Regions from separate parts of the Homo sapiens genome. Here region 2 is linked to region 1. Evidence: chromatin loops called from intact Hi-C (ENCODE). Cell type or tissue: heart right ventricle. All regions are shown on one strand. Each heading gives the region's core, and the rest is flanking DNA. Links, peaks and the distances in the headings are about the cores only. Region 1 holds the start of ACTBL2 (actin beta like 2). Region 2 has its middle 70 kb from the start of RMEL3.

The links. Hi-C counts contacts between places; a loop is a spot of excess contacts. Peaks named below come from ENCODE experiments on the same cell type or tissue, not always from the same donor. Only the 100,000 strongest peaks of a DNase experiment are listed, where the experiment ranks them.
Region 2: a loop joins it to region 1, with 2.4 times the contacts of the local background. A loop is called at or near these places in 11 of 110 quality-filtered maps.

Annotation. Positions count from the first base shown.
Region 1 is chr5:57,479,143-57,491,151 of GRCh38, forward strand. It overlaps ACTBL2 (actin beta like 2), which reads right to left and starts at 3,669. Exons shown (of 1, transcript NM_001017992.4): 1 at 876-3,669. The coding sequence starts at 3,565. The coding sequence ends at 2,435. The region is part of intron 1 of RMEL3 (enriched in melanoma 3); the gene reads left to right. In heart right ventricle, for the core only: no CTCF peak of the experiment used is centred there; no DNase peak of the experiment used is centred there.
Region 2 is chr5:57,318,760-57,330,768 of GRCh38, forward strand. It overlaps the pseudogene LOC100288510. Among named protein-coding and RNA genes, the nearest start is that of RMEL3, 70 kb to the right of the region's middle. RefSeq lists an enhancer at 8,772-9,971. In heart right ventricle, for the core only: no CTCF peak of the experiment used is centred there; a DNase peak (open chromatin) is centred at 6,361; H3K27me3 peaks cover 531 bases.

The sequences.
Region 1 (12,009 bases), core at 1,477-9,476:
AATTCCTCTAGTTGGCTGTGCATTCAGATTTTTAGTGCTCATTCTAGACCCACTGCTCTGAGCCCAGGGCCAGGGACCCTATATTTATATAAAGTTCTCTAAATAACTTGGTTGATGAGCCAGGCTAATGATACATGAATAGCATGTTAATCGTATTACCTATGTAGATGTCATTCTTTGATTCTAAAATATAAAGTTGTGAAACAGGCTGTTTCTTCATTAAACTCATCCATAAGTCAGTCAATGTTGATAAAGAGAAGAATATCCCACAACTCTAGGTTTAAGTTTCTGGCATTTTACCAACTTGTTATCTAGAAATTGTAGATTTTATATATAATAAACTCTTAAATTACCACAGTAATTCAAGATTTATAATGCGTAGTTTGCATTATGGGGCTCATATTTTCACCTAATGTTGTGGGGCTCTATAGCTCACTCTCTTGTAAGTTCACATTACCTGTCCCATTTATAGTCTGTGGGTGGGAAGTCATATTTTTTTTTTTTTGGTAATTCAGAATGCAGGTCAGAATGTTTGTGAGAACTACTCACTCTGCAAATGGAATGCATTGCAGCATATAAATCCAAAATATTATGATTATTATTGTTGATGTTGTCTCTGCCTATTAATTACCTGAAGATCAGTTCATCCAGTAAAACCCAGCTTTAAAATTTAGATTATGAGACATCTATATAATGTTAAATGGCTAGCTATCCTTTTTTTAAAATTTGCCTTTTAATGTTTACATGATTAAATGTATGAGGTGCAAAATTGTAACATACAGATGAATAGGTCACACATATAAAAAGAGATGCTATCTGGATCATTCTCTAATTCTAAGGGAATGGTTGAGGAGAAATAACAGGAAATCTAAGTATACAAGTATGAAGCAATTTTAATGTACTGAAAGCAAGTTATATAAAATAAAGTGTTTTTGGAGATTAATTTTGGTTACATGCATTTTAAAGATTATGTTGTCAGATAAAGCCAATAAGGAATAATCAAATTATTTGAAAAGTATTACCTTAAACAAAAAATTCTTACTGATTCCATTTTAAAGATTTATAACATAAGTACAAGTTTCCCAACTAAGAAAAAAAGAGAAGTGATTCCTTCCTCCAGAGTACCTTATAATGCCTGAATAAGCAATCCAAATAAATATTTTAAATTTTCAGAAATTACCCTGAAAAATACAAATAATGCTGATATCCAAATATTCAGAAATCACTGCATAGATTGGAATAAACATACTGGTACTTAAAATTGGTTAATAAATCATCACTGGAGTAACTAAAATATTTTAGACATTATAGGAACATACATTGATATTTTCAAAGATGTTAGTATCTCAGAGACACTTTGCATAAATAAGTATTGCTAGTTACTGGACATAATAAAGTAGAATTATTCTAAAAGCTTTCCAAGGATAAAACTGTGTTAGTATACTGGTAGTAAAATGTATAATTAATAAAGATGCTGCAGCTATATTTTCCCACAGTGAAATCCTTGCACAAGAGAAGTATCTGTAATCCTGGTCTACAGAAATTATTTAAGATGTGCTATTACACTAAGAAATAGAAATAAAATTACCTCTGTCAAATTGTACCATAATGACATTAATTTGATATTATAATATCTATCTCTCTTAAGAATTAGACATTGTCTGTAGTTTTGGTATGAGAAGGTTCAGTAAGAAAGATATTAAAATATAATTTGACCAGCAGAACTCCACTATGAGCTGAAAATTTAGATGATTTATAAACATTAATGGAATGGTGGCTGTCTCATTATGCTTATTTAGTAAGGGAAACAATTAAAATATGTACCTAGTACAACGATGACTTTTGGGAGTAAAGAAATTCACATTAGCTGTTCAGATAGCTAGATACATCAGCATATTTCACAATATATTTTATTTCCCTGGTGCTTATGTATATATGGATATTATTGAACTTTATAATTCATTATCTCCATACAAAGAAGTAAACAAAACAAAGATACTTAACTAGTAAGACACGGCTGCTAAATGCATACGCACCTTTTTTTTTTAAACAAGTTTATACAGCCTGTTCTTGTTAAATATTTTAGCGAGAACTAAGTTTTAAAGCTTGATAATTATAGTTATCCATTCTGAAATGACATTTCTCGTGATTTTACTCCTTGTCACTTATATGTATTTAAGCTGGCCTACCTATCTTTGAACAGTATAGGCAAAGAAAAAGGAATATGGTATTAGAATTCACCTTCACTTGATGGAGAACCGGATGTGGTTATCTGGGTAAGAGCCCAGGTTACTTGGATGGAGAGATGGGTTTGCTGGTTTACACTAGGAAGAGTGACGTATTTACCTCGATTCTACTGAAAGCGGATAAAAGCAGTACCATCACTGTGACCTAGGAAAAGGGAAAATGTAAGCCCACTAATATGGAAGCCCATTCAGAAACATTTTCTGTGAACGATAGGAGGACCAGCCTCATCATATTCCTGCTTACTGATCCACATCTGCTGGAATGTGGACAGGCTGGCAAGGATGGAGCCCCCAATCCAAACAGAATACTTCCGCTCTGGGGGAGCTATGATCTTGATTTTCATGGTGCTGGGTGCCAGGGTTATGATTTCTTTCTGCATCCTGTCAGCAATGCCTGGGTACATGGTGCTCCCTCCAGATAACACGGTGTTGGCATAGAGATCCTTGCGAATATCCACATCGCACTTCATGATAGAGTTGAAGGTTGTCTCATGGATCCCACTGGACTCAATGCCCAGAAAGGAAGGCTGGAAAATGGCTTCAGGGCATCGGAAGCGTTCATTCCCAATGGTGATCACCTGCCCATCAGGAAGTTCATAGCTCCGTTCCGGTGAGGAGGATGCGGCTGCCCTGACCATCTCCTGCTCAAAGTCCAGGGCTACGTAGCACAGCTTCTCTTTGACATCTCGCACAATCTCCCGCTCAGCAGTGGTGGTGAAGTTATAGCCTCGCTCTGTCAGGATCTTCATGAGGTAATCAGTCAGGTCTCTCCCTGCCAGATCCAGGCGTAGAATGGCATGAGGCAGGGCATAACCTTCATAGATGGGCACGATGTGAGTGACCCCATCCCCAGAATCCATCACGATGCCTGTGGTCCGTCCTGAGGCATAGAGGGACAGCACAGCCTGGATGGCGACATACATGGCTGGTGTGTTGAAAGCCTCGAACATGATCTGAGTCATCTTTTCCCGGTTGATCTTGGGGTTCAGGGGTGCCTCGGTGAGGAGGATGGGATGCTCATCTGGTGCCACACGGAGCTCATTGTAGAATGTGTGGTACCAGATCTTTTCCATATCGTCCCAGTTGGTGACCACTCCATGCTCGATAGGATACTTCAGGGTCAGGACGCCTCTCTTGCTCTGAGCCTCATCTCCCACGTAGCAGTCCTTCTGGCCCATGCCTACCATAACGCCCTGGTGTCGAGGACGCCCTATCATGGAGGGGAACACAGCCCGGGGGGCATCGTCACCACCAAAGCCTGCCTTGCACATCCCTGACCCATTATCCACTACCAAGGCAGACAGCTCATTGTCAGTCATGGTGCTGGCTGAGATCTTCCAGACGAGTGAACAGGACAAGTGAATAGACAGTGAGTAAGAGAAAGTGAACAGGCCTAAAACACTCCAGAAATGCTTTCAGACACGGGAGGCTGCACCGGGACCACAGGTATTTAAAGGAACACACTGACTCCGCCCATGTCCTACTCCACCAGTTCCCAGCATTTCTGGATGAGGTCATCTCTGAGGTATTAATGATGGTGATGATTACATAAACAATTAGATCTTTCTACATAAAGAGAAAATTGGCTGCCAAGTGGTCAAATCTCAGGTTCCTGTAATTAGGCAACCCACACATGACCGTCAGCCTGCCTGGTGAGGTCTCTAGATAACTATGATGATGCAGTGGGGGATATAAAAGCAAGATGAAAGAAAGCTGGTGCTAGGTATGGCAACACTGCTGGGAGGAAGGCTCCCTCCTTAGCGTCCCTGAGGATTCACTTTTCCTACACTAGCTTACCTTTTCATTCTTAAGATACTGTTCTGATGAGGGGTCTTACCCTGCAATCTTCACTTTTTCAAGATTTTTGTTTCCATTAGATTCCTAATCCCACAGGGTGTCATCATCGTAGAGACTGTTTTAGTAAATGAAAATAATAAATGGCTAAGGATGGCCTGATGGCTGTAATTACAATGCACTTGTGTCAAGCAAAATGTAGAGATATTTAATAGACTTCTAATCCATCAGAGATCAAGCGAAAGGAATAGAATGATTGCTAAAGTTAACCCATATAGATACTTTTTTCTGATATAAATTTCTAACAACCAAATTTCATTAAACATTTACTGTGTCTAGACATTGTTCATAGAACCAGGTTCATTGGGTCCATGTTAATTGTATAATGACTGAATGTCAACTATTTTGCATGATTTATTAAGATGCAGGTTATAAAAATTTATTTATTTGCAACAACTCTTGAGTTCTGCAACAATGGACAAAATGAAGTGATAAGACAAATTTGAAAAATTATATATTTAAACTAATCCTTAAAACATTTTGATCTTCAAGATACATATACTATATTATAACATTAAACCTCTATGTAGTTATTAAAATCTATACAATTAGAATTATACTAGCTTTCCTTCCATTTCAAGATATATTACACCCTGATCACTTCATAGCAACAATTTGTTTGGGTTCCATGTTTCATATAGAAATACAGACTACCTGAAAAGATGTGTATGATGGTAAAATGTAGGACATCAGCAATGTGTTACAGAGAAATAGCATTTAAGAAAGCTCATTACTTCTGCTCCCCTATGTGTTAGGCGAATAGAATATAATTATCTTTGTGAGCTCTTGTAAAGCAAAGAAATTTTCCATGTCTACATCTGAGTTCTCCAAAATAATCTTTATTTGGGTTCATCATTCATTCATTTACCCAATAAAGCTTGCTTTGTAAGAGGTAGCACAGCCCCTATTTACTGGACAAAAAACACCCTCCAGCTCAAGGCCAGGAGAACTAACCTGAGTCTTTGCCCAGTGAGCCTCTTGGAGAGTCATGGTGTAGCATCAAGCTGTGAGCATCCAGCCCTCTTCTTTGTCTATAGCTTGATATAGATTTATTTTATCCAGTGCTGTAATATGCCTTCAAAACCTTTCTGGTGACAATCAGTCATGGCAGAATGTATGTTTCATCACAAGATCCATGGTTTTGCTTTAGGGCTCACCAAAACAGTCCTTTCCTTTAATCTTTTCTGTAACTGCAAAATTCCTTCTTCAACAGTGTTAAAAACCTTCACACTGAATGGTTTTATGAACTTCCTTGTTATGTAGTACAACCAAGCTTTTGATTAAAACAACATTTTATTGCTATAGGATGGTGCTTCTGGGAATTTTTTAAAATCCCATAACAAACTACATGCACATTTTACAAAATGGAAAAAATGAAATACACATTGTATTTAGCACAAGTCCCCATTTATGAATGCTCCGGTCTGGAATATAAAACAAAGCCAAGTTGGTGGAAATGTTAGTGGAGGAGCCCACATAGTACCAAGTGCAGCCTTAGATCCTACACTTACTAGAGTGCTGTCCTTAGAATCACCTTCAACTAAGGGATATTTGGTACTGAGTCCACACAGCATAACTGATGCCTTGAGAGTGTGGCTGATGTGTGATTTTGCTAGAGACTGTCTAGCCTGCTTTAATTCCGGTGTCCCAGGAGCAAATTTCATCAGTTATGTATTCTTAAAATAAGCTTATGCTCTTCTAATTAACTCTCAATAATGCAAGAGGTGCTTATCACAATTCAACAGCCATTAAAAATGTCATCTGTTGAGTTGGTTAAATTTTTAAAAAGTAGTAAGAATTTGTGTTGAGTAAAACATAGAAAGATGGGTTTACAAATACTGGGCTCTGGAAGCTGTGAGTAGGGAGTACTGTTCTTGGAGGTAACAGACTTTGTAACTGACCAGAATTTACAAATGTTTAATTAATTACCTAAACCTTTAGGGCCCTTCAAGGTTCACTCATGGAAGCCCAGAATATTCTTTTTCTTTTACATTTTGCCTAGTTTGACTATCATGCAGATACACGAAACTAGAGTGAGGTTTAAGTATGGGCATTAAATATGAAGACAACTGGTGGAAGCTACCGTGTCTCCTTGCCTTGTCTTTGTCAACCTTAGACTTTTCAAGCAATCCGCAAACATTTATTAAACATCTCCTATGTTCTGGGCACTGGTGATATATCAATGAATAAAACACAGCCCTATTTTTAAAGAGTTCACTGTCTTGTGGGTGAAAGTCACCTTACCCCAGGCCGACAGGTGGCCGTTTGGCACTGGTATGATACAGCCGGCTTATGTTCTGATAGGGCTCTGCCAGCGCTGTTCCAGTTGTTAAAGATCTTGAATGTCACTCCCAAATACACAGATAACAGGTATACAACACGGGAGATGAGAGAAGGAGCTCAGGGAGACATAGAGGTGGAATGAGGGGCCCCTGAACCTGAGGTCAGGGCAAAGAGAAGGAGAGGCCAAAGGAGATGACCCCTGGGCTGAGTCTCAGAGGATGGGCAGGAGGCTGTCACTGGCCAGTGGAGGTAATATTGCAGGCATGAGCATCACAGCTTGGATGAAACCAGAGAATCAATTATGTGTTTGGAACTAGGAGGCTGCCAGCAGCCAACGGAGGCAGTATTACAGCAGCACCAACAACTTGGATGAAATCAGAGAATCAACTATGTATTTGGAACTAGGTCTCTACACAGAATCAGCAAGAGTTTAGAGGCTTACAACAAGAGTCTGAATCTTCACAGGCATGTGGAAGGAAGAGGAACTCCAGAATTGGGTGTTGCTTTCTCTCCGTAGTACATGAGATCTAAGAAGAGGCTCTTACCCATGGGTCATGGAGGCCCTGTCTTAGTGATCATCTCCTGTCTAGGCTCTCATCTGTTTAACTGAACTGCTGAGATTATGCATTTTAATGAGGCCTCGTTCAGCCTCCCCCCTAGGGATGCAATTTAGTACATGGAGGTCAGCTGCCTGCCTCTCTGTCTTCACTTGGTTCCTTCCTTGTGTACCACACCCTCTTTCCTTCTATCCTTGGCTGATTTTGCACACGTCTACCTCTCTAGTGTGGTGATGCTCTGAGAATCTCTTTCAACTGTACTCTGCTCTTAGTGGAGATTTGTAATGTGTTTCAGAAATAGATACATGAATGTTGTAAGCAGTGTGATTTGTTTTCATTATATACTCATCTGTTCATTCATAGCTAGATATAGCTGACCACTTCTTAAAAGTTAAAAAGCTTATTTATTTTGTGGTTAAATACTGCCTAAGGTTTATATTTCATATTGATGAAATGGCTTAAACATGGTATCTTACGATACCAAATAATCTCTCTGGAGATTATTTGCAGTTTGTAAGATACCATGTTTATCTCTCTGGAAAAGAGAGATAAAATGGTAAAGATAATTACCGTTACTTCTCTCTGGAGAAGTCTCAACATATGGCTTTAATATTTCTTACAAATAGTAAATCCACCAATAATAATTACTGATAGAGCTTATTGTGATTTTCTGTTTGTTTGAATATATAGAACTATGTAAAAAATGGCATGAAAAATCAGAAATACAACAAACACTTCCTCAAGTAAAACCTGACTCACCTATTTCCTGAGGCAGGCATGGGCAGAAAGGAGGAAAAAGTGGCTTTGGTGAGGTACGTCTTGACCAGTTCCAGGATGCATTTGGAAGGAAAATATTAGCATAAGAATCTTTTCATTGGTGCAGTTGACCACAGCTCCCAGCCCCTATCTGGTGTGAGCCCACTGTCTGTGAACAAAACCAGCTTTCACTCCACAGGGCAATAGCGCTCCCCCCGATGGATAAAGGGCCTAACGTAGATTTTATGGCACTTCTTCCTAACTAACTTTTAAAATATGCCATAGATCAGCTTTTGGCTATTTCAATTGACCTGTAAACAAAGTTGTTAAGAGGAAGAACAGATTCCTGTGTGTGGTGGATGAACCTTTGGAAATGCCTTGATTCTAAGGAAAGGGGAGAAGAAACAGTTGTAAAATCGGAAGCATCAATATTCACAGTTCAGCCGTTACTGATGGGAACCATATATCATCCAACACAGATAAGCATCATGTTGTGTTCTGATCCTGAAAGGTGAAGGGGATAACAATAAAAATAGTGATTACGGATCATGTAGTATGTGCCAGTCTCTACGCTAAATCCCTTACACATATCATTTCTTTAGTCTTCATGACAACCCTATGAGGTACCTAGGATTATCATCCCCATTTTAGAAGGAATAAACTGAAGCTTGAAGAGGAAACTGACCAAGGCTATATAGAGCCACCACGGTAGTGTCGGGATTTAGAACCCAAGACCAAGCCCTGAGCCCAATCTCTGCCCAACGATGAGCTAAAAGAAAGGGCACAGGGTACCTGGCTGGCTCCTAGTAAGAGCGGCAGCCAACAAGGACCGTCCCTGTGAAGTCTTTGTATTCCCTGTTGGGAAACAACATCTGAAGTTATCCAAATGCCATCTCAGAGTGAAAATCAGGCTGAATATTGGAATCAAGAGAAGAAAATCAAATAAAAATCTAGAGAACCGTAGCAGGTCCTTCCATGTTATTAATATTAATATCAGGATATCTTACTCTCAAAATGGAGAAAACAAAATGACGAGTTAATGCCTGAACTGAGAAAGAAAGACATTTACAAGTAAAGAGGCAAATCTTCTATTATCTAAAATAAGAAAATAATATGAGAGTGATTTCAGGAGAGGATAGTAGGATAGGCAAGGGGACTATTAAAAAGCAAAAACTAGATCAAGAAGACAGATGCATCCTTTGGATATCAGCCAAGAGAGAATTGCGGCCTGCCAGGTGTCAGCTTTCAGACCCCAAATGGCATTGTCTTCAAACCCCTGGATTTGACCATGACATGCCAAGGTGTGAATAGTAGAAAGTGGAGAAGGGGGCTCTGCTTTAGGAAGTGGGGTGAGCCTGGAGTAATTGAGCAAATCTGATGTCTCTAAAGCAGGCCAAGAGGGGAAGCCAATCCAGATGGACAGGAACCACCAGATTATAGAGGTGAAGGAAGCAAAAGTAGAGAACAGGAAATCAGGTCAAAAGAAAGGCCCTGATGATCAGACCACCGTAAAGAGTATGTCTTGGAGTCGAGAAAAATTCATTTGGGAGCCGAGATAATTCACATTGCATGAGTGACCCAGGGCCTGCAAGGCTTTGAAGGGAAGATCTCACAGAGAGTTGGAGAGGAAATGACTCAATGCAGCTGTGACCTGATACAGACCAGGGCCAGAGAACACAGGTCCTGAAAGGCTAATTTAAATCAATCCAGACTGTCATAAAAGCACAAAGAACAAAAAATGCTTTGCAGTTACTAAGTAATGGTCAGTGTTTATTCTTCATTCCGGTGACAGCTTTGTGTCTGACTTTGTGACAGCTTAGGTATCATGCCGGATTTCCTGCACATTTTCGTGAAGACCATCTAGAAGCCCATGCCTGCTTATAACTGGCGAGATGGGATTATGGCTTGTCAAGCAGCAGAACACACCCAGTGTCTCCTCTCCTACAGAGCGTCTGCTGCTATGGACATGTGCTGCCCTGGGAAAAGTCCACTGAAGGTGGATGATGCAGATGAAAAGGCTACTTCACTTTTGGAAGCTGCCTAATTCACTTCCAGGAGCAAACTTTTTGATCGGTAGGATATGACTCAGTGTAAGTTTTTTTTTCTTTTTTCTTTTTTCTTTTTTTGCCAAGGGAAACAGGGTTTTTGGGGATCTTAGGAGACACAGGTAAGAAATTATTTCAGGTATCTCGAATTAGTAAGGCTTCCTGAGGATATTTTTATTCTACTTTTGCTGACATCAAGGAAGCACTTTATCTCTTTTCAGAGCAAAAATGAAGGGGTAGGAAGGCCCTGTGAGGTGCAGTTCAGGGGAGGAGGGGAACAGAATTTATAAAAGAAATAGGAATCCTAGATGAAAGCAAGGACAACAGACTATTAGGACTTAAAACCTGCTTAATGATGGTTTCCCTTCCTTTAGTTGCCATGTCACCAAGTCCAGGAAAAATAGCACTGAAGAAACTGCAGAAAAGACAATACTAGTATAATATTTGGTCTTAAGGTATCTAAATGCCATCTCAGAGCAGAAACCAGGTGGAATCTTGAAGTCCAAAGAAAAAAACCAAATAAACTTCTAGAGAACCACAGCAGGTTCTTCCATGTTATTAATACTAATATCAGGATATCTTCCCCTTAAGATGGAGAAAAAGATATGCTCAGTTGATGATGCCTGGATGAGAAAGAAAGCCATTCTTTCTGGATTGCTTATTCAGTCCAGATCACAGCTTAGTGCAGAGTACACAGACTGGGATCCTCAGCATGACTATGTTGGCCCACACAACGTCCTACAAACATTTTCAAATTTTTAGTTTTTAATATTTGTAAAATAAGTATATTTTTGAATTCCCACTTCTCTTATTAAAAAAAAATAGAAAGATCAAGCAACACTGAGACCTTATTCCCAAACTAAGCTGAATAGCAGCTACTCCCCTTAGAAGAGGTGCGGATTCTCCATTTCCCCTTGGCCTCCATGTTCCTGTAGCATGGCTCCTATCCAAGAAGGACCACTAATGGAGGCAAGTGAATTCATGTGCAGTAAGCATGCATTTGAGGGTGGAGCATGCATTTCATGTGGAGAAAAGGACAAGTGGGAAGCCGGTGTTCTATGGTCCTTTTTCTTTTGGGGATGGATTGGTATTGGTATCTACAAGAACAGAATATAAAATACTATGTGGCTACATTTCTTTAATCATATGAAAAATGCCGAAATGTAACACTTAGTCTTGTTGATGGAAAGAGTCAGACTGTGTAAAATATTTGAAGAGATTTACTCTTAGCCAAATATGAGTGACCGAAGGCCTGTGACACAGCCCTCAGGAGATCCTGAGAACATGTTCCCAAAGTGGTCAGGGTACAGCTTAGCTTTATACATATTAAGGAGACATGAGACATCAATCAAATAAATGTAAGATGTACATTGGCTCAGTTCAGAAAGGCAGGACAACTGGAAGCGGGGCCTTTCAGGTCATGGGTAGATTCAAAGATTTTCTGGTTGGCAATTGGCTGAAAGAGCTAAGTTATGGTCAAACACTTAGGAATGTCTGGGTTCAGATAAGGGGTTGTGGAGACCAAGGTTTTTTCATGCAGGTGAAGCCAGCAGGTAGCGGGCTTCAGAGGGAATAGATTGTAAATGTTTCTTATCAGACTTTAAGTCTGTTCTATCAGTATTTCCAAAAGGGAAGAGGGTAGAATGAGGCATGTCCGACTCTCCTTCCTATAATGGCCTGAACTAGTTTTTCAGTTTAGCTTTGGGATGCCCTTGCTGAAAGAAGGGGTCCTTTCAGATGGTTGGGGGGTCTAGAATTTTATTTTTGGTGAGCAGTCTTCAGAATTTTATTTTTGGCTTGCAGTCTTTAGGAATTAAAAAGGAATACAATTCAGAAGATTGCAGGGCAGGAAGAGAGGTTCTGTCCCTCTTTGTTTTACTGAGGATGAGATATGGTGGAATGCATTTATGTGACAAAAGGAAGAATTTTAACTAACAATTAGAATAAAATTGCTGAGAATATAATAAAATAAAACTGTTTTCTGGTTAGTTGTTTTGTTGCCACTTTGGAGAGAAAACTCAGAGGTCTGGCTCCTAGCATTTGTTTCTGTTTCTGTCTCTGGTAGAATGGGGTGAAAGAGACTGGAACAGGTTTTTAAATGATGTTATCACTTCTGGGGACTTTGTCTAAATTTTATTTCTTTTATTTTTTAGCAGGAGGGCTATCTTTATGAAAGAAATAGAAGCATTTTGACTTCTTCAGATCATTTTCCTCTGAAACTGGGTTCTTTGAAGCAGGGCACCCAAAGATGCCATAATATAAGAATTT
Region 2 (12,009 bases), core at 2,533-10,532, 160 kb before region 1:
TTTCTTCAATCTCTTTAAATATGCTTTTCCTAGTACTAGTAAAGTTCTGAAACTGAAATATTCAAGCACAATCTTGAGCAATATTTTTCCTTAGGATCCTATGGAGATGTCTGGAAGCTCTTGAGGCCTTTGTATTTCTGAAACTGAATTTCTGGCAGCCACATCACAGGGGGTGTCCACCCACTTCACCTGGAAACATCTCTTCCAGTCTTTCTTGTTTACATTTCTCCAACATTTTTGCCTCAGCTTCTTCATCCACTTTCTCATCAGAGAGATCATCATGCACAGACTCCCTTGTAGTCATAGTTTCACATTCCTCCTCTTCTTCATCTTCACACTTTCATGCTGAGATTCCTCCTTCATAAAATCCTCATGTTCTGTATCATCATATTCTTTACCACCTTAGAATCTCCCTTCAAGAAATCCTTTGTCTCACTCAACTCCTCCTCATTGGGCCAGGTTTGCTCCCCCTGCGTTAGATCTGGGATAACCTCTGTTTGTCAGGATTCCTGTCTAGCAGGATCTGCCTTCATTAGGACTTTAAGGTCTTCTTCCATATCATCGACAGTATCCATAGCACAAATCTCTATTGCCATGTCTGGGTCCTTTTGGGATTTAATTACTGTAGGATTTAAAGGGAAAGGGTCCATGGGGTCATCTATGTGTTTCATCTGGAAATCACCACGTCCAGTGATATGCAGCAACCTATTTACATTCAGAGTCTGCCCACGAACATAGCCTGAAATTTCCAAGGTGCCCACCAAATTATTCTCTTCACTAGGAACAAAATCAGCAGTATGGGCAAATAGGTAGGCCTGCTGATCTCGAAAAGCAAGATGCCATTGCTTCTGGTTAGCCAACTGCCTAAGCAGCATCCCTGCCTCCTGTTGAGTGTCTAACAAGAGGAGTTTGTCATCCAGAAAGTGCTTCTCCACTGCTTTACTTAGCTTCTTTCTGGCATCTATTTGTTTCTTCAGTGGGAGGCCAGATAATCCCTGGACAGCTAGTGCTAATGAGGAGAGCCATCCTTGCTACCCAGCTGTCTCTTCTCCGCCAGAACCACCTCCTTCTTCTGCTTTTGGAGCTGACTGGCGGAATGCCTCTGGTCTACTCTGCTGAGTTCTTTTCTCACCTTCTTGCTTAGGGTTTTCAGTGCTAGATGGCCCTTGCCATCCTGCTGTGCAGATCCCCGACCCCGATGCTGCCCACTTTTATGAGCTTTATTCTGCATCTTGAGTGGGCTGGAGTGGTGGGCTGCCATGCTGCAGCTCACGTGTACAGAGTCAGCCCATTGTATTTATTTCGTTTTATTCTTTAATCTTTTTTTTTTTTTGTAAAGTCGGGGTCACACTATGTTGTCCAGGCTGGTCTTGAACTCCTGGACTCAAGTGATCCTACCACCTTGGCCTCCCAAAGTGCTGGGATTACAGACGTGAGCCACCACGGCTGGCCAATAATGTATTGCATATTTCAACATTGCTAAAATAGAGTTTTAATGTTCTCATCACAAAAAAATGATAAATTAGTGAGGCAATGCATACGTTAACTAGTTTGATTGTATCTTTCTATAACATATGCATAGATCAAAACATCACATTGCCTCCTTTTCCACCGTATAGCAGAAGGATGGCACAGACACTTTGAAGGGAACAAATAATACAGAACCAACACACAAACAAATGATTGGAAAACATTGTACTCCATAAATATATACAATAAAATAATTACAAATTAAACAATAAAATGTGGAAGATTTGGATATTATTTTTCTTCCCATAGTTAAAATAATACTCTTTAATAAAAATTGTACAAGCTTTTTTTTTGTGTGAGTTTGTCATATTAGAATTCCCATCTACAGAAGACCAGGGAAAGAATGAAGGTTCTTAGTAGTAAGAGGAAATATAGTCTAGCCCAGCAGCACTCAGAGATCCGGTACTATCTCGAGTACCACTAATCGAGCGGATGCATCCCTTTTTGATAACTATAACTATCCCTCAGTGCCAAAATTTACTGTTTTGTCTAATCTCTGGCCAGCCCAGTTGAGCTAGAGAAAGGTTGTGTTTAAGTGCAGTAAATGCCTCAAAGGGAAACAAGTGAGTTTTCATCCAGGTGGTTCCCCTTTCAGCTGCAACTTAATTTCCTCTCGTTTTTTGCTCCATTGACATAGTAGAGTTATAGTTCGTCCTCAATGCAGTGGTTAACAGTTCAGACTCTAGATTAGACTAGCAAAGTTTGAATCCCAGCAAGTTACTAAACCTTTTTGTGTGTCCTGTTCTTCACCTTTAAAATAAGAATGATAATGCTTGTACCCACCTCATACAGTTGTGCTGACTTAAGTGATTTAATATTTGTAAAGCACATAGAACAGTTTAGGTGAATGGTGAATACTATATTTGGTAAATAAATAAAAATAATGCCTGCCATCTTAAGCTGGAATCTCTAAATTTACACATTAGACTGCAACTAAACAGACTTTGGAGTCTGGAGCTAAATCATAACAGGGAACAGGTATCCTAAAAACGAACATGCATTTACCAAACAGCCCTCAATGTCTCCAGGGCTGATTTTTAACTGCTATTGCAAAGGATTCCACCCTCCCAGGGCCTGCACATGCTGAAGGTATACGACGGCCTGGAAAAAGTGTCAGATGGTTTTCATAAACTTGGCACTGACCAATCATCTACCTTCTTATTCGTTGGGTAGGTGCTAACTGTAAGTTGGGTAAAATAGAAGTTTTACCAGAGCAGGGGGCTGGGACACCACAGAATAAACCAGCAATCCCTCTGACGTGGAGGTGATAATAGCAATTCAGTCAGGAGGTGACAGTCTGGACTAAGGGTGTGGTTAAAATGGCACAGGAGGGGCAGAATCGGAAACAGGTATAAGCTGCAGGCCAGGACTGTCCTTAGGGGCAGTAATGATGGGAGAGACCAAACCAACAGCCCGATTCAATGATGAAAGCTGAATTGGGCATGGCCGCAGAAGGAAAAGTCCAGCACCTGTCTCAGCTCTGGCAGTGGCTCATCCACCTGCTCTCCCTGGAACCTCCTTTTCCACTGTGTAGCAGAGGGATGGCACAGATACTTTGAAGGGAGCAAATAATACACAACCAACACACAGACAAATGATTGGAAAACAATTATACACAGCAATTCTTGCCTACTCTCTTGAGGCCCGAGAAAGTTCAATCAAAACCAGAATTAAAGAATGCCAGTACTGGCCACCACAGGCAGGGGCTCATGGGCTTTGGAATCCAAGAGAGAGAGAGGACTCGTGGATGTCAAACACGTTGCTGACTGCAGAAGTTTCACTTTTTCTTTTATTTATTTATTTATTATACTTTAAGTTTTAGGGAACATGTGCACAATGTGCAAGTTAGTTACATATGTATACATGTGCCATGTTGGTGTGCTGCACCCATTAACTCGTCATTTAACATTAGGTATATCTCCTAATGCTATCCCTCCCCGCTCCCCCCATCCCACAACAGGCCCCGGTGTGTGATGTTCCCCTTCTTGTGTCCAAGTGTTCTCATTGTTCAATTCTCACCTATGAGTGAGAACCTGCGGTGTTTGTTTTTTTGTCCTTGCGATAGTTTGCTGAGAATGATGGTTTCCAGCTTTGTCCATGTCCCTACAAAGGACTGTGCAGCCATAAAAAAGAAGTTTCACTTTTTCACTTTACCATTTTCCTTAAAATTTCCCATGGATGGTATTCTTGGTTTTTGGGTGGAAGAGAGAGAGGGAGAAGGGAAACAGGAAGGAAATATTTCAAGGGGGAGCAAAGTTGAATTAAGACTGGTGGTTGAAGGCTGGCGATGAATGCTCCATCTCTTACTTCTCTCCTTCCATTAATGTCTAAGGGGAAGCAACAGAAAAGGTCGGTTCTGAGTAGGGGAAGCAAAGGCAGAGCAGTCCCGCTGCTGTCATCAGATTTAGCGAGATTTTTGCCCAGCTGTTTGCTGAAAGAAAAGCAGGAAAACGAAGAACCAGAGGGCTCAGGCAGGGCCACTCTGTCTTGAATGGTCTCATTCCTCATTCTCAAAGAGAATCTTTCAGGGGTTAGCTCTTCCTTGAGAATTTCTGCAGCTCAGAAACCTGCCCTTTGAAGCCCAGGGTGGCCACCTTTTTTTTTTTTCTTTAATTTTTTGAGACGGAGTCTAGCTCTGTTGCCCAGCAGGCTGGAGTGAAGTGGCGCCATCTCAGCTCATTGCAACCTCTGCCTCCTGGTTGCAAGCAATTCTCCTGCCTCAGCCTCCCGAGCAGCTGCAACTACAGGCATGCATCACCACGCCTGGCTAATTTTTGTATTTTTAGTAGAGACGGGGTTTCACCATGTTGGACAGGCTGGTTTTGAACTCCTGACCTCAGGTGATCCACCTGCCTCGGCCTCCCAAAGTGCTGGGATTACAGGTGTGAGCCACTGTGCCTGGCCATTTTTTTTTTTGGAAAGGGCAATCTGTGACCCTCCCACTGGCTGCCCTGGGAGGGTTGTCAGCTTTGTTGTCAGGATGTTTTATGTTGGACACTTATAGGTTGAGTTGTGTCCCCTACAATTTATGTGTTGAAGCCCTAACCCTTAGCAGCAGTGAAGGTAACCTTATTTGGAAATAGGATTTTTGCAGATGTTATTAGTTAACATGAAGTCTTTAAGGCAAGCCCTCATCTGCCGTGACTGGTATCCTTAAAAAAAGGGGGAATTTGGACCAGGCGTGGTAGCTCATGACTGTAATCCCAGCACTTTGGGAGGCCGAGGTGGGCGGCTCATGAGGTCAGAAGATCGAGACCATCCTGGCTAACAAAGTGAAACCCTGTCTCTACTGAAAAATACAAAAAAATTTAGCTGGGCGTGGTGGCGGGCGCGTGTAATCCGAGCTACTCTGGAGGCTGAGGCAGGAGAATTGCGTGAACCTGGGAGGTGGAGCTTGCAGTGAGCTGAGATTGCACCACTGCACTCCAACCTGGGTCACAGAGCAAGACTCTGTCTCAAAAAAAAAAAAAGGCGGGCATGGGGGCGAAATTTGAATGCAGACACATACACACAGGGAGAATGCCACGTGCAGATGAAGGCAGAGATCAGGGCGATGCTTCTACAAGTTAAGAGATACCAAGGACTGCCAACACACCACCAGAAGCTAGGAGAGAGAACAAATTCTTCCTCACCGCCTTCTAACCTCCAGAACTCCAGAACTGTGAAACGAGGAATGCCTGCTGTTTTAATCCACCACTTTGTGGTACTTTGTTACAGCAGCCATCGCAAACTAATACAGGCACCAACTTGAAGGTTTGGACTTATTGGAAATAAACAAACTTTTCCCTGGGAGGTGGATCTACTCCACATTGTCCCTACGGACTTATATTTGGCTTTTGCCAGTAACGGTTTGTACAGTGACCCTTGGTGTGGTTCTGCTCCGGATCCCCCTATATCTCTCTGGTGGAAAATTTCCTAGCTGCTCCAGGCTGTGTAGGGGGATCAAGAATGGAGCTCTTTGTTTAGACTTTGCGTGGTGTACATAAATAACGAGCATATGGGGAATTTTCAAGCCAGAGGCATTTCAGAACTAGGCAAGGGAAGAGAGGTTTCATTTGTTAAAGACATTTCCTGTTAAAATTCATCACAAGCTTCTCTACATCCTCCCTTTCCAGTGTCCTGCCCCCTCCCCACACACCCCAAATATGTAAGAGACTTTCTTAGCAGCGTAGGCCCAACAGGATGTTGTGAGAATGAATAAGAAAAAATTAATACATCAAACCAGATGAATGGAAAAAGCTCTGTTTCTTTTTATGCATGTAACTTCAGAACTGTAAAAAGGGAACGAGTAAGAGAATTTCTCATAAGTGAACGTGCTGTTAAGTGTGTCTAAATTGTTTATACAAAGGGTTGCCTTCAGAAAATCACCCCAGTTGTTCCTTTTAGTTATGGGGACATGCACTGAAATTCTACCTTCAGGATTTTAATGGAGACTTCTTTTGTTAGTAGCTTATGTGCCTAGCTGTCCCAGGCTGAAAAGTAGGGGGGTCAAGTTTCAGGTGTAAGAGCTGATCTACTCCAAGCCAGTCCACCCAGAAAGCAGGAGGTGGGCCTGGCCCTGGGGAATAATTTTGGATTCGCTGAACGCAGGGTACCCCACTTAGTTACTGCTATTTCCTATTATCCTGTGGATGCTTGACAGCAACCACATCTATTGGCTCTGTAAAAGCTCTTTTAAATAAAAATATTTCATTAGCTGCCAGGGAATTGGTGAGGCAAGCTGTGTAAAAGGCAGCTCCATTTGCTTGCGTCTGGGAAGGAGGTTGACTCCTGGTTAGCACAAGCATCCCAGTTTCACACCCCATTAACAGGGTGTCAGTTGGATTTCTCCCTTTTAACCCAAACCACAACCCTAGGGAAGCTGGCCAGCCTTCCAGTTGCTTCTGGTGTAGATATTCATGGCTTCATGGTCTGACTTAGTTGAAGTGATTTCTTGCAACAGTTTCAGAAGAGGCACGTCCACATTCAAATGTAACCATAGGAACGTATAGCAATGATAAATGTTCATCATATAAGGATTGCCTTGTATTTTGAATTATGGTGCTTTCTGGACAAACCTCCTGAAGATCAATGTGTATAATTGGTAATTTGCAGTAATATTAGGAAATCAAATAGAAAAAGTAACAAAAAATTACAAAAAGTAACAAAAGAGTAATAATTCCTACTCTTAAAAATATTTCTTAAATGGTAAGGTGCAAGAGAGAATACAGAATATAAAGCATAAAACTGAAGGAAGTCGGATTAGGGTACAATTTATTGAAGATCTACAATGAGCCAGGAAATGCACTAAGTTCTTTACTGTGTATCCTTATCTTGGGAGGAGAGAGAGTGGGGTGGGGGGTGAGGGAGAGAGAGAGAGAGAATATGAATAGATCCATTTGGAGAATTTGTCTTGCATTATTAAAGAAGGGTAATTTATAAGAGTTTCATGAAGTCATTTAGGAGTTTGAGGGGCAACAGAAGAGATGTAATTATGTATCCCAAAACCCTAAACCCAACAATCACATTTTTCTGATTTACAGAAGGTCTAATCCCTGAGTAATGTTTTTAAGGTTCAGGTCCAAACCCTGGCTTTGGAATAATTGGCCTGTTGCCTGGAGTCAGGGCTTCGGCTTTTAGAGGCAAAAACAATAATCAAAAACAGCTTTCAGAAAGATGTCACTCTACCCCAAGCCTACCACAGTGACTTGCACATAGTATGGCCTGAAATAAGAGTTTGCGTAATGGATGAACAGAGGATTTTATATTGAAATGTTGTTTGTAGCAGACAATTCCTATACTTCTTTTTCCACTTGAAGATGATGAAGAGAGACTTGTCTGAATTGCAATAAGAGGAAATAGGTTAGAATTCCCAGCTGCAAGCAGAAATAAATCTTGGTAAGAGCTTCAAGAGGGTTAATGAAGTTCTTTCTGGAGTATCTATGGCAACAGAAAGGCTAAACATGGCCCTGTGTACTATGTAGAAGAATAGGGTAGATCTTTTTTTTTGAGGCAGAGTTTCGCTCTTGTTGCCCAGGCTGGAGTGCAATGGTGCAATCTTGGCTCACTGCAACCTCCGCCTCCCAGGTTCAAGTGATTTTCCTGCCTCAGCCTCCCAAGTAGCTGGGATTACAGGCATGCACCACCATGCCCAGCTAATTTTTTGTATTTTGAGTAGAGATGGTGTTTCACCATGTTGCCCAGGCTGGTCTTGAACTCCTGACCTCAGGTGATCCACCCGCCTCAGGCTCCCAAAGTGCTGGGATTACAGGCATGAACACCGTGCCTGGCCAGATCTTTAAAATCTGCTCCTTACCCCTTTCCTGCGTGCCTTTTCATTTACTACTTTGTGGGAGACACAGCCACCTAGAATTATACTAAATCTCCCGGAATGATGGAACTCTTTCTTTTGGTCAAGATGCTCAGTCTTTTTGAGGACACAAGCATCACGCAGCTGATGTTGCCTGAATTGTGTTATGGTATAAAAAGGATACATATCAGTTAGGGATTGGTTTAGCTGAGAATGAAGGCAAACCCCAAATAAAATGGCATAAACAAAATAGAAATTGAAGAAGTTCAGAGGAAAGTATCCTGTTCATGACATTGTCAGGAGCCACTCTTTCACCTTGTGGCTTCTCTACCTCATGGTCCAAGGTGGTTGCTTGAGCTCCAGCCATCATGTCTACATTCTAGCAAGGAGGAAAGAAAGGTATATTTCATTTTTTTTTTTTTTGAGACAGGGCCTTGCTCTGTTACCCAGGCTGGAGTGCCGTGCCATAATCACGACTCACTGCAGTCTTGACCTCTCCTGGGCTCAGGTGACCTCCCACCTCAGCCTCCTGAGTAGCTGGGACTACAGGCATGTGCCACCATGCCTGGCTAATTTTCGTATTTTTAGTAGCGATGGGTTTCGACATGTTGCCTAGGCTGGTCTTGAACTCCTGAGCTCAAGCAATCTGCCTGTTTTGGCCACCTAAAGTGCTGGGATTATAGGTGTGAGCCACCACGCCCAGCCATATTCTATTCTTACAAGGACACTTCCTAGAAGTTGCAAGAAGCACCTTTGCTTTTATAGTGTTGGCTAAAACTTACACATAGATATCCTACTTTCAGGGAAGACTAGTAATGTGGTCTCTATTTTGGACATTAAGCACTAGTGAAATACAAGGGATTCTATTATGAAGAAAGCAGAGGAGTTTGGTTAGAAGGGGACAACTTGCAGTCTCTACCATGAGGGTAAAACGGGCATCTAAGAGGTTTAAAGACAAGGCTTGTCACCCTGACCATGAAAACATTACTTTCCTTTCTAACTGTTCATTGTTAGCTTCTCGTTTGAAAGCAGGCACCAAAGGGAATCACTCTACACTCACCTTGGTTTTTCTCTCAGTTTTAACTCGATTTTGAAATCCTGACAGTAGGAACATCTTGGCAGAGCCTGAAAGTGTTCACTAGACTCTTGGAGGCAGCCTAGGTTCCCAGGAGAAGAGCACTGCTTTCAAACTCTAATGGAAAAATGCACTGTGAGGCAGGAGGTCTGGGCTAGGGCCTGAAATTCTACATTTCTAACAAGGTCCCTAGTGATGCAGTGCTGCACTGCACAGACCAGGTTTTCAGTGCAAAGATTTAGAGAAAGTTCTCTATGGCTATCTGAGTCCCAGTTTGTAGCAGGATATTCAGGAAGGGATAGTGTAATTGCCCAATGAGTTCTTCTTGCCTGCTGTACAGATAGAGCCTATTCACTGAGACAGTGCTATTGCAGTGGAGAAAGAGCTTAATAAATGCAGACCTAGCCAAACCAGAAGGATGGGAGTCTATTACTCAGAACAGCTTCCCTAAAAGGTCAGAGGCTAGGGTTTTTCAAAGATAGTTTGGCAGGAAGAGGGAGAGGGAATGGAAAATGCTGATTGGTTGGGGATGAAATCATAGAGGTGTGGAAAATGGTCCTCTTGCACTGAGTCAGCTTCTGGGTGGAGGCCTCAGGACCGGTTGAGTCATGAGTCACCAGTCCAGGTAGAGTCAGCTGGTCACCAGAATGCAAAGGTCTGAAAAAAAAAATCAAAAGACCCATCTTAGGTAATACTCTAGTGATGTTATCTATAGGGGCAATTAGGGAAGTTACAAATATTGTGACTTCTTGCAATGGCTGGTTATTGTTTCACTATGCCCACTTTTAGCAGAGTTCAGGCCATCTTGTGGCCTTCCTTTAGTTTTACACAGGCAGTTTCTGTTCCCAAAAAGAAGGGGATAGTTTTGGGAACAGCTATTGTCATCCTTGCTTTAAGGTAAACCATAAACTAAATTCCTTCCAAAGTTAGCTTGGCCTATGCGCAGGAATGAATAAGGACAGCCCAGAGATTAGAAGCAAGATGGAGTCAGCTATGTCAGATTTCTCTTACTATCATAATTTTGCAAAGGTGGTTTCAGTGGGGGTGGTAGTGACCAGTATATCTGTCAGTGGTTTTCATATACTACTGCTCATAAGAATGCCCTTTTGGAGCTTGGTAAAATACAGACTTCTAGGATCCTGACAATCACTTTAAATGTAACAGGTATACAGTATACAGGTATACAGTAACAGATGTCTGATTTTTATAGCAGGCACTCTGAGTAATTTCTGATAAAGGTGGTCAAGGAGCAGCATTTTGAGAAATATTGGTACCCTGTGCCTAGGCAGTCTGTGTGGGTGAGGGTCTCGACCTCTCAGATCGTAAATTTACAGAGATCCTGGTGTTCTGGGATATGTGAGTTTTAGATAGTCTGGTTTAATTAATTAAAGGAGACACATATTGCTAATCTTTGTGGCTCAGGAAAATTTTATCAAAGGTACATTTTCCTCCATTTTGGAGTTAAGGGTTTTGTTCTTGCAGGAAGTTTGAGGGTGTCTTAATCAGCTCAGCTGCCATAACAAAAGGCCATGAATGCAGTGGCTTAGATAATAGACATGTATTTCTCACAGCTCTGAAGAGTGGAAATCTGAGATCAGGGTGCCAACATGGTTGGATTTTGGCAAGGGCTCTCTTCCTGGCTTGCAGATAGCCTCCTTCTACAGCCACCTTCTTGCTGTGTTCCCACATGGCAGAGAGGGAGTGAGTTCCCATCTCTTTCTCTTCTTATAAGGACATTAATCCCATCATGAGAATTTAATCCTCATGATCTCATCTCAACCAAATGGCCTCCCAAAGGCTCCATGTGAAATACCATCACACTAGGGGTTAGGGCTTCAACATATGACTTTTAGCGGAACCCAAACATTCAATCCATAACAGGAGATTCTGCATCACTAAGAATGGTACTGGCTGATTAACAAGAGGTTTGGTGTGGATAGAGGTGGATGTGAGGGCAGGGGCAGGGGAGAATCAGGGAAGGGAAGAAGGAGAAGGGGCGAGGCAGAAGCTGATCTCTAGTGGGCATTGCTGCATGCAGTCATGGTGCTGGCCATTGTAGAGGTGTCACTTCATTTAACATGGTGGAGGTAGTGGGGGGTGTTTCATTTTACCTCAGACATTTGTTTTAATATTCTGTTTGCACATATTAAATATTTAATCTACAAAAGGGTTGGAGGAAAGAAATGGCTTTTCTGATGACCGAGTACCAGGACTCCTTTTTGCCTCTTCATCTTCATACCATGTGCACTGCCTGAAAGGTGTTCTTCCTTCCCATCCTCCTGCCTCCTTCCCATTCCCAGCTCTGCATCTCCAGTTCGGTCTTTGAATCCTCTGTACTAATAAAGGCCTAGTTCAAGTGCTAGGTAGATTTCTCTGTCACCCTTTTCAGGAGTCCCAGATCGTAGCCCCTTGCATGGATTCAATCCTTCATTCATGTGGATTAAGTTTCCCAAGTTTCTGCAATCAGCCTGGGGATTCAGGCCAAACCCCAAATACCAGTAATCCCAAACCAAGCAGTGACTGTGTTCTGAGATTGAAAAGCTGGTGGATGGTTCATTCTCGTTTGGTTGCTTCTCCAGTGCACTCAATAGCTTCAGGACCTGTTTTCCAGGAGATTACCATTCCACCTCTGAGGAAAGAAAAATGTGATCGCCCTAGGGGTTCATTTCTTTTGATCTTTCAGTAACTTAGCAGTCAGCTGGCTCAGTGGGTCTGCATTAGCTTGATTAAAGAACAGGTTGATTCCAGCCCTGGGCTCCAGAGGCTCCATTTCCAATAAGGACACTTCCTTGACAAGACAGCATCCAATATTATAGCTATAAAGATATTTCCTGTCCTTGTCCCCAAAAATGTTTGGAGCTTGATGCTGGTGAGCTCTGTTCTACCAGAACACCAATGTATTGCATTGATCAGGGTTCTTCAGAGAAACAGAACCAATAGGATATGTATCTATATCCCATATATCTACATCTATATCTAGGAAGAAATTTATTTTATGGTCTTGGCTCATATAATTATGGAGGCTGAGAAGTCCCACGATCTGCCATGGGACTGCAAACGGAAGACCCAGGAAAGCTGTTGGTGTAGTCCTAATGTTTGAGAGCTGAAGAGCTGG